2 separate regions of the Homo sapiens genome follow, and region 2 is linked to region 1. Evidence: chromatin contacts called from ENCODE Hi-C or POLR2A ChIA-PET data. All regions are on one chromosome and are shown on one strand. Each heading gives the region's core, a stretch centred on a gene start or an enhancer-like site at or near the end of the contact. The rest is flanking DNA. Distances are from core to core; before and after follow the strand shown.

Region 1 (6,537 bases), core at 2,749-5,248:
CTCCTAGGCTCAATCGATCCTACACCACAGCCTTCTGAGAAGCTGTTACTACAGGCATGCGCTACCACACCCTGCTAAATTTTTATATTTTTTGAGGAGACAGGGTTTTGCCATGTTGCCCAGGCTGGTCTCAAACTCCTGGGCTCAGGCCATCTGTCTACCTCAGCCTCCCAAGGTGCTCGGATTACAGGCGTGAGCCACCTGCCTGGCCTGTCCATCCTTTTTTCCCTTCCTCCCTCCTTCCCTTCCTTTCTTTTTTTCCCTTCTTGTCTTCCTCCCTCACTTTCTTTTATCCAGCCATCCGTCTGTTCATCAGTCCATCCATCTGTCCATCCATCCCATCCATCCGTCCATCCATCCATCCATCCGTCCATCCATCTTCTAGGTCCTAGGTATAGTAGTAAAATAGTCAAAGTCCCTTCCCTCAAGGAGCTTACATTTTAGAGATTCAAAGCATTTTCAAATGTATTATTTCATTTGCTTTTTAAAACAAGTATGTGAATTTTGAATTTTTTAGTATTTTCATTTGCTAGATGAGGAAACAAAAATATTTTGAGATTAAATGACTTACTTGGGATAATAATGCTATGAATAAAACCCATTATTTTTTATTTAGAACTCTTTTATCTATACCACTTTTGTATTCTAAACAAGTTTTTCATTAATGAAACATGTTTTCACACTGTGTTTTTCTCAATACTTCAATCATAGGTAGCCAAGGGAATTTTAAAGAACATTAAGTGCACTCAACTGAGCTGCTTTAACCTTTCAATATGTTCCCGCTGCTCTTAGAATGAGATTTGAAATCCAGAACACCACTGCATCATCAGGCCAGTGCTTCCTTCCCAGCTCTGTCTCCGGACCCCGTCCCTCGTATTGCCTGTCTTCTGCAAATGCTAGCCTTCTTTCCTGACCTCAGAGGTATTGTGTTCTTTCCAGCTTCAGCCCTTTGTATGCACTGTTCCCTCAGCTTGGAATCCTCTTCTCTGTTTCCCTCCTTGTCCGTCTTCCCCCTATCTTCACCAAGCTAATCCCACTCAACTCACAGATCTCAGCTTTCATGCCACTTCCTAGGGGAGGCCTTCCTCATCCCCCTGCCAAGGTTAGGTCCCTGTACCATATGTGCTTTCTCATAGCACCCTGTGATTTTCCTTAATGACTCACCTATCACAATCCAGGATTTTGTTGACTGTCTGCCTCCCCTTCCTGTAAAGGTTAGAGGGTAAGCTCCATGGGGGCAGAACACTAGTTATGTCATTTTCACCGCTGTTTCCCTGGCTAGCACTGGGCCTCCTGTAGGCCCTCCAAAATATGCAAATAAATGAATGAACAAACACCCTGGCAGCATGGAAACCCAGAGCGGCACAAGCGAGTTCAAATGCTTATGGTTTGTTCCATCTCACTTCCCTCTAGGATGTGATTTTAGCAGTGTAGGCAGCTTACGAAATGGGGCAGGTTTCTTGTGTTTTACTAATGTGTAAATAAAGATAGAGTAACTCTTAAGATATGGAAAGTTTGTAAAGTGGCAGCAAAAAGTGACAAGGTGTGGGGATCCAAATACAGAGCCTAGGGAAAATAGAATAAACCAAGTTGTTTTTATGTCTCTTTTCCATTAGACTGTGAGCAAGCTGAAGTCGAGTCCCAGAACTTATTTATGTTTATATCCTCAAAGAGACTATAGTGCCTGGTTCATCGTAGCTGTGGAATAAATGTTGAATGAATGAATGATACACCTCTTACCTTTGAAGCTGACTTCTTGTGTTCTTCATGCTGACATTAGAAATAGGAAAAGTCAGTCGAGTACAGTAGTTCAAGCCTGTAATCCCAGCACTTTGGGAGACCAAGGCGAGAAGATCGCTTGAAGCCAAGAGTTTGAGCCCAGCCTGGGTGACAAAGTGAGACCCCATCTCTACAAAAAGAAAGAAAAGAAAGAAATTGGAACCGTATTATTTGTAGAAAAAATACTAGATCTAGAACCAGAGACACCTAGGTTAAAACTGATTTAAAATGAGAATAATTATTCCTACCAAGTGGAGTTGTTGGGAGGGTGGTATACATATAGATGGTGTATATAAAGTGCATAGCAAGCTGGTTGTGGTGGCTCAGGCCTGTATTTCCATCTAGTAGGAGGCCGAGGTGGGATGATCCCTTGAACCCTGGAGGCGGAGGTTGCAGTGAGCTGAGATCACGCCACTGCACTCCAGCCTGGGCAATAGAGGGAGACTCTGTCTCAAAAAGAAGTGCATAGCAAGCACCAGGCACATCTAACAGCTCCTCAGAACATTTAAGCTCCCCTTTTTTTGCTTCTTTCCCTTTGGTATAATTTTAGAAAGACTTTTGGGGAGCATGACATATAAATCATTAAAAAAGAGAGAGCCTCAAAGCAGAATCATGGCAATTGAGCTAGATTTGTATTTATCAAAGCAAGCATGATGCTGGGATGCTTAAATAACAGTACAGTACATTGCAAAGGAACTAGGGAATAATGTTCCTATTATTTTTGTCCATGGTCAGCCTATTACTAGAAAAGAGTGACCACATTGATTTCTAAAGTCCTTATATTCAAAACTTTCTGTGCTGACCACCATCATTTATGTTTTTCCCATCTCTACTTAAAAACGTCAACTAGCCCCAACTTTTCCTCTAGTTATTTCTTTTATTAGATTTATTCTGTTCTCCACAATAAAATCTATCTTCTGTTCCCATCCATGACAATTCAAGTAGTTATAATGGGTGGATATAGGGTATGATAAATGTTGGTAAATCCACTGAGTTCCTTGAGTTCCACATTGATGTCTTTTAGGATGTGACTAGGGGTAGGCTAAATATTTTCTAGTTTCTCAGATCCTACCCCTGGTCTAATTATGATATAGAGGCCAGATTAGTGTCACCAGTTTTTCTTTCTCTTCTGAATGTAGAGCAAGAGCAAATGATTGCAGATAACAGCATGAGAAACTTAGGATCAACCACCAGCATCTAAGTGAGTCTTGTACTAGGCTCATTCCAGTTAAAAGCTGTAAATCATTTCATAGCCACATCAGTTTAGTTCTCTTTTATAGAACTCATTATGTGATACAAAATATGCAAGGCACTGGAGATACAAATACAATTATTTCCTCAAGGAACTTTGAGTTGAGCAAACATGGTACTGTCTGGTGAGACCAGACATATGAGCAAACATAGTACTTCTCTGGTGAGACCACATAGAGAAATGTACAAGGGGTAGAGGAGGCAGTGATGACTACTGGTCTGGGATAGTTGAGGGAAGGTGGCATAGGCTGCCTATTGAAGAATAAATTAGAGTTTGCTATGTGAACAAGGTTGCAGAGGGAATAGTATATGGAAAAACAGGGAGATGTGGACCCATATATTTTGTGCAGAGATGTCCAAGTACTTAGATATTACTATATTGCAAGTATGAAGAAAGCTTTTTTTGAGATCTGACAATGCCAAGGTAGGTTATGGACTCTCTTTGGAGTCCCCAAAATAAAAATAAAACATTCACATCTGCTAAAGATAGCTTGAATGGTATTTTTGCTAAAGGCAGAGTCATATACTGTATGTGCCAGATAAAAGTCAATGTCTATTATGTAAACATTGAGATTACATTAATTAATTTAAAAGAAAGGATTCAAACTTAGTACTAATCTGCATCTGGAGAACTAATCTGGTATGTGTTATTTTCAAGTCACCCAACTAAAGCAGTCTGTTGTATGGAACTCTGCTCCCTCTTAGTCAAACAAATGCAACCATAAAAAGCAGTGCAAATTCAGTGTCACCTTTTCTCCATGGGATTGGGTGGTTTCTTTTGGAGCAGAGAGAGTTTCCAGAGAATCAATATAGTAGCCAGAAGAAAAGTGGAGGGTGGCCTTACCTTGTCCACTCCGTGCTGCCTGAGGGTGAAATGGAACCTCGGATGTTGTACACCTTTAAATTGTCCATGTTGCCTGTTTCATAGCCTTCCCGGGCCAGGGAGCTGTGTAGTCAGTTTATAGTTCTAAGAACCAGAGCAGGACTGCTGTGCTTGTAATTGCATGCTTTTTATGGAACAGGCAATGTTGTTTAGGGAATTTGGGCAGCTGGAACCTGCCACATTAGCAATTTGGACTGAGGAAGAATTTCAGGGTGATAAAATAAAGCTCATTATATAAATTCACTTGGGTATTTAGGAGGCTGAGAAGGGAGAGGATGAGAGTATTCCAAAGGCAAGCAGGAGAGTTTCATAAACAGGTCCCTTTCTATTCGTTTTTACTGTAAGTGTTGAATTGAGCTAGGAGGATCACATGGCCCATTTTGCAAAGGGCAGTCATGTTCTGCTGTTTCTTAGCTGTTTTGTCAGTTGGAACAAAACAACAGCGCTGCTCATTTTTTGCAGGGTTAGAGGAAAAAGGAAGGACTGGCCGAAGAATGGGGTGGGGAGCTGGAGAAGAGAAGGGCCAAAAGTGTCAGACTGTGGGGATGAGGACCTGAAGGAGGCCCATGAGACCTCAGGCATGGGCCCTGGAACTCTGCCTTTTTGAAGCCTGTTGACAATCTCACCCTAATTTAACCCTTTGTGGAATTCTTCCATGAGATGCAGTTGCCATCATCAGGCTTCCTAGAGAATTGAGCCTGCCCACTCTGTTATGAAGTCTACCCAGAAGAGCTGGCAGAGTAGGCCCCTTCACTGGGACTGCAGCAACACTGACCAAAGCAAATCCTTCTCTTGGAAGAAACAAACTCATTCCTCACACCTGCCTCACCCCGCTCCCACCGCCACCCCCTGCACCACACGCCAGCCCTTAATAAAAACTAAAACTGATGTCATTGTAACCTTTGGTTATTCTTTTTTGTGCGTAAAGTGTCAACCTCCTGTTTTATTCTCATAAATAATGGAAATCTTAACTTCATTTCAGAAAATCACAAAAGATAACAGGGACCCTATTCAAACAGAATAAAAATAATTAGTAAGTCACAAACTCTGACTAGAAAGAAAAAGAGAAGAGAGAGAGGGAAGGAGAAAGAAAGAAGGAAAGAGAGGGAGAGAGAGAAACGAGGAAAGGAAGGAAGGAAGAAAGTGAAAGAAGAAAGTCCTCTTGTTGGTGTTAAAATGTGTCTTTAAGGGGAAACTTATCATTTAGGTTACTAATGGTTTCTTTCTTCATCATTTTAATTTCCATTAATAAAATGTGACTTTGAAAGGATGCAGGGAGTTTGGGAATAGAGAGTTTTATTTTTATTTGTTTATTTTTTTTCCCCTTCTCCCAGCAAAATACACAGGTATCTGACTATGTAGAGACACGAAGCCACCTATCCTGACCAAACTTGGCAGTGGTCAGGGGATAGGAGGAAGTGTAGTGCCATGGGATGGGCACCAGCCCTGATGAACTCGACTTTCTTTCCATTTCTCTCCTGCATCCAAATGTTGAGGAGACTTTGAGTAGTAGTGTAGCCTCTTTTCCTTTTAAAAATCTGCACCCTGCTTATTTCCAATACAGATATGAGGTTGGTACCCACTAATCTTAACAGGATATATATATATATATCTAAAGTATATAACATATTATTTAAAAACTAATGTATTATTTAGGTTTTATTAAATTATCCTGTTTTTAGGCTATGCTGATGGGCTAAATTTGCCTAAACTCCTGAGATTTAGATTCTCATTTATTGGCATTAGAGGAGTTCCTAAAAAAAAAAAGCTATTAAGATTAAATATCATAAAAATCTTTCTAGGAAAATATAATCAAAAGCATCAAGGCTGTCTCCTACAGTTAGTGGTTTCTATTATTTTGGTTCTCAGAGCTATGACAATGTCACTGGATTTCAAGAATTCAGAAAGACAAAAAGAAAACTCATAATTTTGAAATGGGGAAAGGGAAAGATCTTGGACATAGTCTTCTGTTTTTAAAATAGTCATTCTCATTTTAAAATAGGAAAAAAATTATTTTTCATTTAACAAAGCAAAAAACCCAGTCTGTACTTTTAAATTAATGCAAACATCAATATTTTATAGGGAGAACATTAATAATCATTGTGGAGCCCATTAATCACAATTCTGCTTTTGATTTATTGTAAATATGCCTCCCATTTTCCTCCTCATTACCAATCACCTTCTTTAATTATAAGAGGGCTTTCATTAAAACTTTTGAATCATTTATTTTGGAGCACCTAACTTTAGAAGACATTTATTGATTTTTATAGCATAAAATACAAATGTTTTTATTTTAGAAAACATCATAAACTAAAACTTTATTGGAGGAGTTTGGCTAAAGATTCAAAAATATATAGAAGTAAAAATATATTTAAAACTGCACAGTTTTTACAACAGCATGTATGGCATTTGGATTCAGAATTTTAACTAGCAGTAACCTCATCTGTTTAGTAATGAATTTTAAAATAGAAAAAAAATCTGCCAAAACAGACCAGTTGTTTATTAGCTATTTAACTTTGATGAGCTGAAATGAGATAGTGAAGCAGAATAATTAGAACAACTTTTTTTCTCAACATCTAAATATTTCTCTTTTTCATTAACATTTCAGTTAAGTTTGAAGAAAT
Region 2 (5,966 bases), core at 2,335-4,834, 47 kb after region 1:
TCTCGAACTCCTGACTTCAAGTAATCCACCCGCCTCAGCCTCCCAAAGTGCTGGGATTACAAGTGTGAGCCACCGTGCCCAGCCTCTTGGTTACTTTTTTTTAAAGGTTCTCTTTGAACCATCTAGAGCAAAGCCATCAAAGAGACTGCTGGGATCATGTCAGAATGATTCAGAAGCCAACCTGAGGGGATCCCCCAGAGGGCAAAGATGAGACAGTTTGAGCATCAAAAGGATTGAAATATATAAAAATATATAAAAGTCCATGAGTTTATGACAAAATTCTAAAGACACAAGACAATAAGACAAAAAAATCCCGCATTTGTCACTTCTGAGATTGTTAGGGCACCAAGTCATTGTTCTGAAAATGGATTTAAAAAGGAGATCTCACATCCACCCCTGCTTTCCTATTTACTTTATAGAGAATTACAGCTAATAAATGCAGAAGGGTGCTAGAAAAGTTTTAAAAACCTACAGTTTTGTAGCATCTAATGAAGTAATGGAGCTAAGCAACAACCATTAATGAATGATAAAATCAGGTAAAATTGGTGCTTTCTAACAGAGAATCAGGCTGACAACACTTGAACCCACGGATCAGTCTCCATATCACTAAAAGTGGAACAGCCGAACGTTAGTTATGCTCCTCCAATGTGATCTGATAGAAAAGAAACAGCACCACCTGTGAAGTATTCTTACCCACATCCCCTCCCTCAACGAGGCTGAACCAGAAGCTCATCAAACATGCACATCTAACTATTAATACCAGGTTATAGGAAATACGGGAGACAGAGGAACATGCTAAACACCACTACAAGGGTACAGATCAGCCAATGCCTGAATGTAGGAAGTTCTACAAAACAAATGACCCATTTTTGTTTTCAGTATATAAATGCTACGAGAAAAAAGTAGAGATGGGGAACTGTTAAGTACTGTAAACTAGTTCAACCATTGTGGAAATCAGTGTGGCGATTCCTCAGGGATCTAGAACTAGAAATACCATTTGACCCAGCCATCCCATTACTGGGTATATACCCAAAGGATTATAAATCATGCTGCTATAAAGACACATGCACACGTATGTTTATAGCGGCACTATTCACAATAGCAAAGACTTGGAACCAACCCAAATATCCAACAATGATAGACTGGATTAAGAAAATGTGGCACATATACACCATGGAATACTATGCAGCCATAAAAATGATGAGTTCATGTCCTTTGTAGGGACATGGATGAAACTGGAAACCAGCATTCTCAGCAAACTATCGCAAGGACAAAAAACCAAACACTGCATGTTCTCACTCATAGGTGGGAATTGAACAATGAGAACACATGGACACAGGAAGGGGAACATCACACACCGGGGACTGTTGTGGGGTTGGGGGAGGGGGGAGGGATAGCATTAGGAGATACACTTAATGCTAAATGAGGAGTTAATGGGTGCAGCACACCAACATGGCACATGTAAACATATGTAACAAACCTGCACATTGTGCACATGTACCTTAAAACTTAAAGTATAATTAAAAAAAACAAAAAGACTTAAGGGTGGGAGATGGAGCCTGCAGTGAGCTGAGATCACGCCACTGCACTCCAACCTGGGCAACAGCGAGACTCCGTCTCAGGAAAAAAAAAAAAAAAAGACTTAAGGGACCTGTAAACCAAATGCAGGTATGAATCTTGTTTGGAACTTGATTTGAACAACTGACTAACTAAAAAAATGCCTTTTTTTTTAAACAGGCAAAAATAAAACATACTCTGTTTATTACATGTTACTAAGGAATTACTGGTAATTTTATTGAGTTGGTGGTATTGTGAGTTTTAAAAGTCCTTATCTATTTAGAAGCACTTATTAATGAATTAATATGAGGCCTAAGACTCTTTAAAAAATACTCCTTCAAAAGAAAAAAAGTATGTGTATAGGGAAATACGTGAAATCAGAATGGTAAAATATAATAATTGTTGAAGCTTGGTGATAGGTTTTTGGGGGTTCTTTACACTTTCCTCTACTTTGTTATGTATGGAAAATTCACATAATAAAAACAGTCAAGTGTTCTATTTGAGAGGCAGAATTTTGGCAGAAGGCCTGGGTTATAACCCAATTTGTATAGCCTGGGGAGAGTCACTGCTACTCCCTCCTTTTTTGCCTCTTTCCTTTCCTTTTTACTTTCCTTCTATTTCTTAAGAAATCATTTGCTGGGCCACATTTTCCCCCAGGGACTGTCCTGGTACCATCAGCCTTCCAAGTTACAGGTATAGGTATTATTATTATTATTATTATTATTATTATTATTATTATTATTATTTTACAGATGAGGAAATCAAAGCAGAGAAGGGACTAAGTTTCTCACCCACAAATCCAGGTCTGCCTGTGTCCAAAATCTGAGCTCTTTTGTTTTATTTTATGCTGGCTCCCAGGAGTAGTCCTCTGATTTTATAATTTTTAAGTTTTTTTATTTTTAATTTTGTTTATGGATAAATTTTAAACAATGAGTAAATTAAGATAGATCAAGTGGAGTAGCATTTGTGTTTTTTGCATGTGAGAAAGATGCAAGGTATGGTTGTTACTGTAACAATTACAAAGATTTCATCAAAGGCAAGCAGTGATAAAAGCAAAATGTGTGGCAACTTTCTTCATATTCAGAAAAGAGTAAAAGCCTATAAATTGTAACTTTAAGCCATAAAATAACATTTATTTATGCTTGTTCTTCAAAAGCTTATATTTGATAATCTTTTTTGTTAGAAGTCGAAGCCTGAGAAAAATGGCTAATTTCATTTTTCATGTGTTTGTAAAATATTTTTAGGACTATCACAAGAAATTCCCTAAAAATGTCAAAGCAAATGAACAAGTGAAATTCTGCACATCCCTTGTGCCACTATTTTGTTTACTTACTGAAAAAATGACATTGGCTTTTGTAAAACCTGGGTGTGCTGGTGGGCATGTGCAGATGTGTCGCTGTCATCTGTCATGTGTCATGCTCTGGATGTCAGAACCAGACATCAGTCAGGGAAGAGAGTGAGTAGCAAGCCACCTCGCCAAACTCTTGCTGCAGGGTGCACGGGGTTCACATCCTCTGCTTAGATTTAGTGCGACTTTCCAAAACACCTGCAGTGCGGTACTTCATGGCTGGTCCCACGTAACAATTTATGCCCTAGAGATGTCTGACTAGATCTTAGGAAATTATACTAATGGTTCTGACGTTGTTTCCTTCAAGAATCGAGGCGCTAAATATAGTCAAGCTGAATGACAAAATTTTACTCACACTCAGGGCATGTCAGTGAGGGCATCAAAAATGGAAAAATAATAAATACTGCTGATATTTACTAAGTTTTATGGTATGACAGGCACTGCACTAAGTCTTTTGAATATCTAATCATGTTTAACTCTCAATGTCCCATTTTATAGCTGAGGTGGCCGCAGCACAGAGAGGTTAAGTGAGTTGCCCAAGGTTGCACGGTTAATAAATGGCAGAGCTGGGCTCTAAACCCAGGCCGTCTGACCCCTGAGCCTTTCCTCTTCTAACCACTGTGCAGTCTCCAAGCACCAGCAGAATGAAGTGAGCACGTGCTAATCCACAGCTGTCATGGTTTGGCCCTCTGTGGGCTTTCAGAGCACCTTAAAACCCTTTGTTCTGTGTCAGAGCTGTTTTTCAGCTTTGCAGATGTCTGAAGTCAAGCAGAAGAGATGGAGAGTCTGATAAAGCACACGTGGCAAATCTCTGGCCGAGTTGATATTAGAACACAGAGTCCCAGAGTGATTTACTGTCCAGGGGGAAAGCCAGTTGGCCTGGCTACCTTGCAAGACGGTTAAAGGACATAAGAATAGATATTCATTCAAGACTGTCAGAAAGAAAGTAGGTCAGCAATGAAATAAAAACAAATGTCAAAGAAACACCACTTTGGTATAAATAAAAAGTCGATTCTTCTTAATAAAGAGCTGTCTGTTCTTCATTAATTAGAAAAGTACAGAGCCTGCTTACTTTGAGATTCCAAAACCTCTTCAGGCACAACTCGTTATTAATTTGATCACTTTCCTCAAAAGAATGATATTTTGACAAATACAGTTTCTGGCTTCAGTCACATATAGAAACATTGGAATAAGTACAATGTTGTGTTTTGCTTTTTTTTTTAAAATAGGAACTATGTTTGATAATGCATATACTCCAAACACCTCTAAAAATAATTTTCAATTGGCAAGCTATTTTTTGGTGTATTTTCCTAGTCTGGGAGAGGAAGTTTTATCATTTAATTTGATAAACTTAGTACCTTTGAGAGAAAGGAGGAGAAAATTTTACCATCTTATGTGGTTGAAATATGCTTTAGTATTTACATAATTGAAAATGATTCAAACTGATTTCCTCTGACGAACATCCGAAATGAAAATAAAAATTGTGTCTACTCCAAAGGGTAGTGGCTTGAGTCACCCACTGGTATGTGTGACCTATGAGTCACTCACTGGTATGCGTCTTCCCGATCCCCTGGCCTATGGGTTAGAAGTCAAAGATGCTCCACTGGGGCTTCCTTTGTAGCTTCTTTTCCCCTTCAGTATTCAACCACAGCTACTGCTGGCAGCTCCTGGCAGAACAGGAATGGGAGACCAAGGAGAGGATATGTGGAAGCTGAGTGATTTATTTATAGGGGACTTTTGGCAAATGAAAGAAAATAGATGTGAAGTCTTAGCAGTTCCAGCATGTTCATCAGAAATGCAAGCTCATGATAGTCATTTCAAAGGGAATTGTGGAAGAATGGTGTTACCCTACTTCACAGGCCATTAAATCATATATATGTTTGGTTGCCAGTGAGAATCTGAGTAGCAGAGCAGACAAGAATAAGGACGTATGGGATCGAGGCCTGTAGCTTGTGACCATGAACAAGTCACGTGACCCTTTGGCCTTAAATTCACCATAAAGTCGTGTACTTGATCTCAGTGATTGTATCTTACTTCATCAAAATGGTATGATTCTAAATTCCTGTGGGATATACAGGTAAGACAGGACTGGTGGAGCATTAGGTTTGGTTTTTCCTTTAAAAGAAAGTGTTGGGGAGGCAGCAGGGAATAGCAAAGGTCACAGACTCAAAAGCATTAACTGCCGGGCCTATGAAGACACGAATGATGTAGGTTTGATATAATGGAGGTACAAATCCATGTTTTATGCAAAACCTCATATTTCTAAACTTTGGCAATTCATTCATGTTTATCAAATCACTGTTTTAGGCCCCCTTTGGCTGGCCAGTGGGCCCTCTGCTTTAGACTTCTGGAATAAACTCCACAGTTGAGAGATGAAGGACAGACCTGGATTCTAACAGACCTAAATTTGAACCTTAGCTCTGCCCTCTAAGGAATGTGTAAACGTATACATCTGTATTTAACTTCTCAAAGCTTCAAGTTTCTTTATCTGTAGAAATGAGAATGATAATACCTCTTTTGTAGGATTTCCTGAAGACTGCGGGTACTATGTATTAAGTATACATAGTAGGCACATCCTCAAAGGGAATTCCATTACCTTTTCTATGGAGGTAGATCCTGTATAATTTTTAAATTTTTGTCTTGATGGCCAGTTGCTCACAGTTTTTAAAAGTGTAGTAGATGCCAGCGCTTCTTTATAGATTCTGAAATCCCTTCAATTTACATTTTAGTTGTTTTAAAATAAAGATTTCTTTAAGAGACAACATTCAGAGGGATAAGTTTTCTACTTGCCAGTAGAGGTAGAAGGCAGTAAAACCAAATAGATCTGTCAGTTACTGTCTTGAGGTAGAGCCCCTAAAGCAATAAAACCCACCTTTGACAATGAGGAAACACGAGACATCATTTTCTCCTTAGGACAAAAGTCTAGTGAGTAATGGCCCTTCTGTGACTAATGGTAATTCTGTACTTTATTCCCATAGAAAATCTAATTTTGAAAACATTTGCTGCATGCCCTACTATGTACTAGGCACTATGCCAGGGGAATAATGTAAAGATGACCAAA

What was found. Hi-C counts contacts between places; a loop is a spot of excess contacts on that map. ChIA-PET counts read pairs that join two places held with the same protein, here RNA polymerase II (POLR2A). Pooled maps may share reads with other maps.
Region 2: a loop to region 1 is called in a pooled map, with 2.3 times the contacts of the local background. The contact joins the enhancer-like site here to the promoter of CRADD-AS1 in region 1. A Hi-C loop is called at or near these places in 7 of 168 maps with a recorded cell type or tissue (Caco-2, cardiac septum, endothelial cell of hepatic sinusoid and 4 more) and 19 of 50 pooled maps. POLR2A ChIA-PET finds 5 or more read pairs at or near these places in 3 of 52 experiments (MCF 10A, activated naive CD4-positive, alpha-beta T cell and endothelial cell of umbilical vein).

The regions. Positions count from the first base shown.
Region 1 is chr12:93,733,825-93,740,361 of GRCh38, forward strand. CRADD-AS1 (CRADD antisense RNA 1) reads right to left here and starts at 3,999. Exons shown (of 3, transcript NR_110092.1): 1 at 3,875-3,999; 2 at 1,741-1,909. All of the region lies in intron 2 of CRADD (CARD and death domain containing adaptor protein), which reads left to right.
Region 2 is chr12:93,780,972-93,786,937 of GRCh38, forward strand. All of the region lies in intron 2 of CRADD (CARD and death domain containing adaptor protein), which reads left to right. Among named protein-coding and RNA genes, the nearest start is that of CRADD-AS1, 46 kb to the left of the region's middle. RefSeq lists a silencer at 3,482-3,776 and enhancers at 3,594-4,093, 4,106-5,305. Within about 2 kb of position 3,585, at least 28 of the 41 ENCODE cell types and tissues checked have a DNase peak (open chromatin) inside an H3K27ac peak, as active enhancers do; they include endothelial cell of umbilical vein, sigmoid colon, tibial artery and 1 more, where a contact is called at or near this core.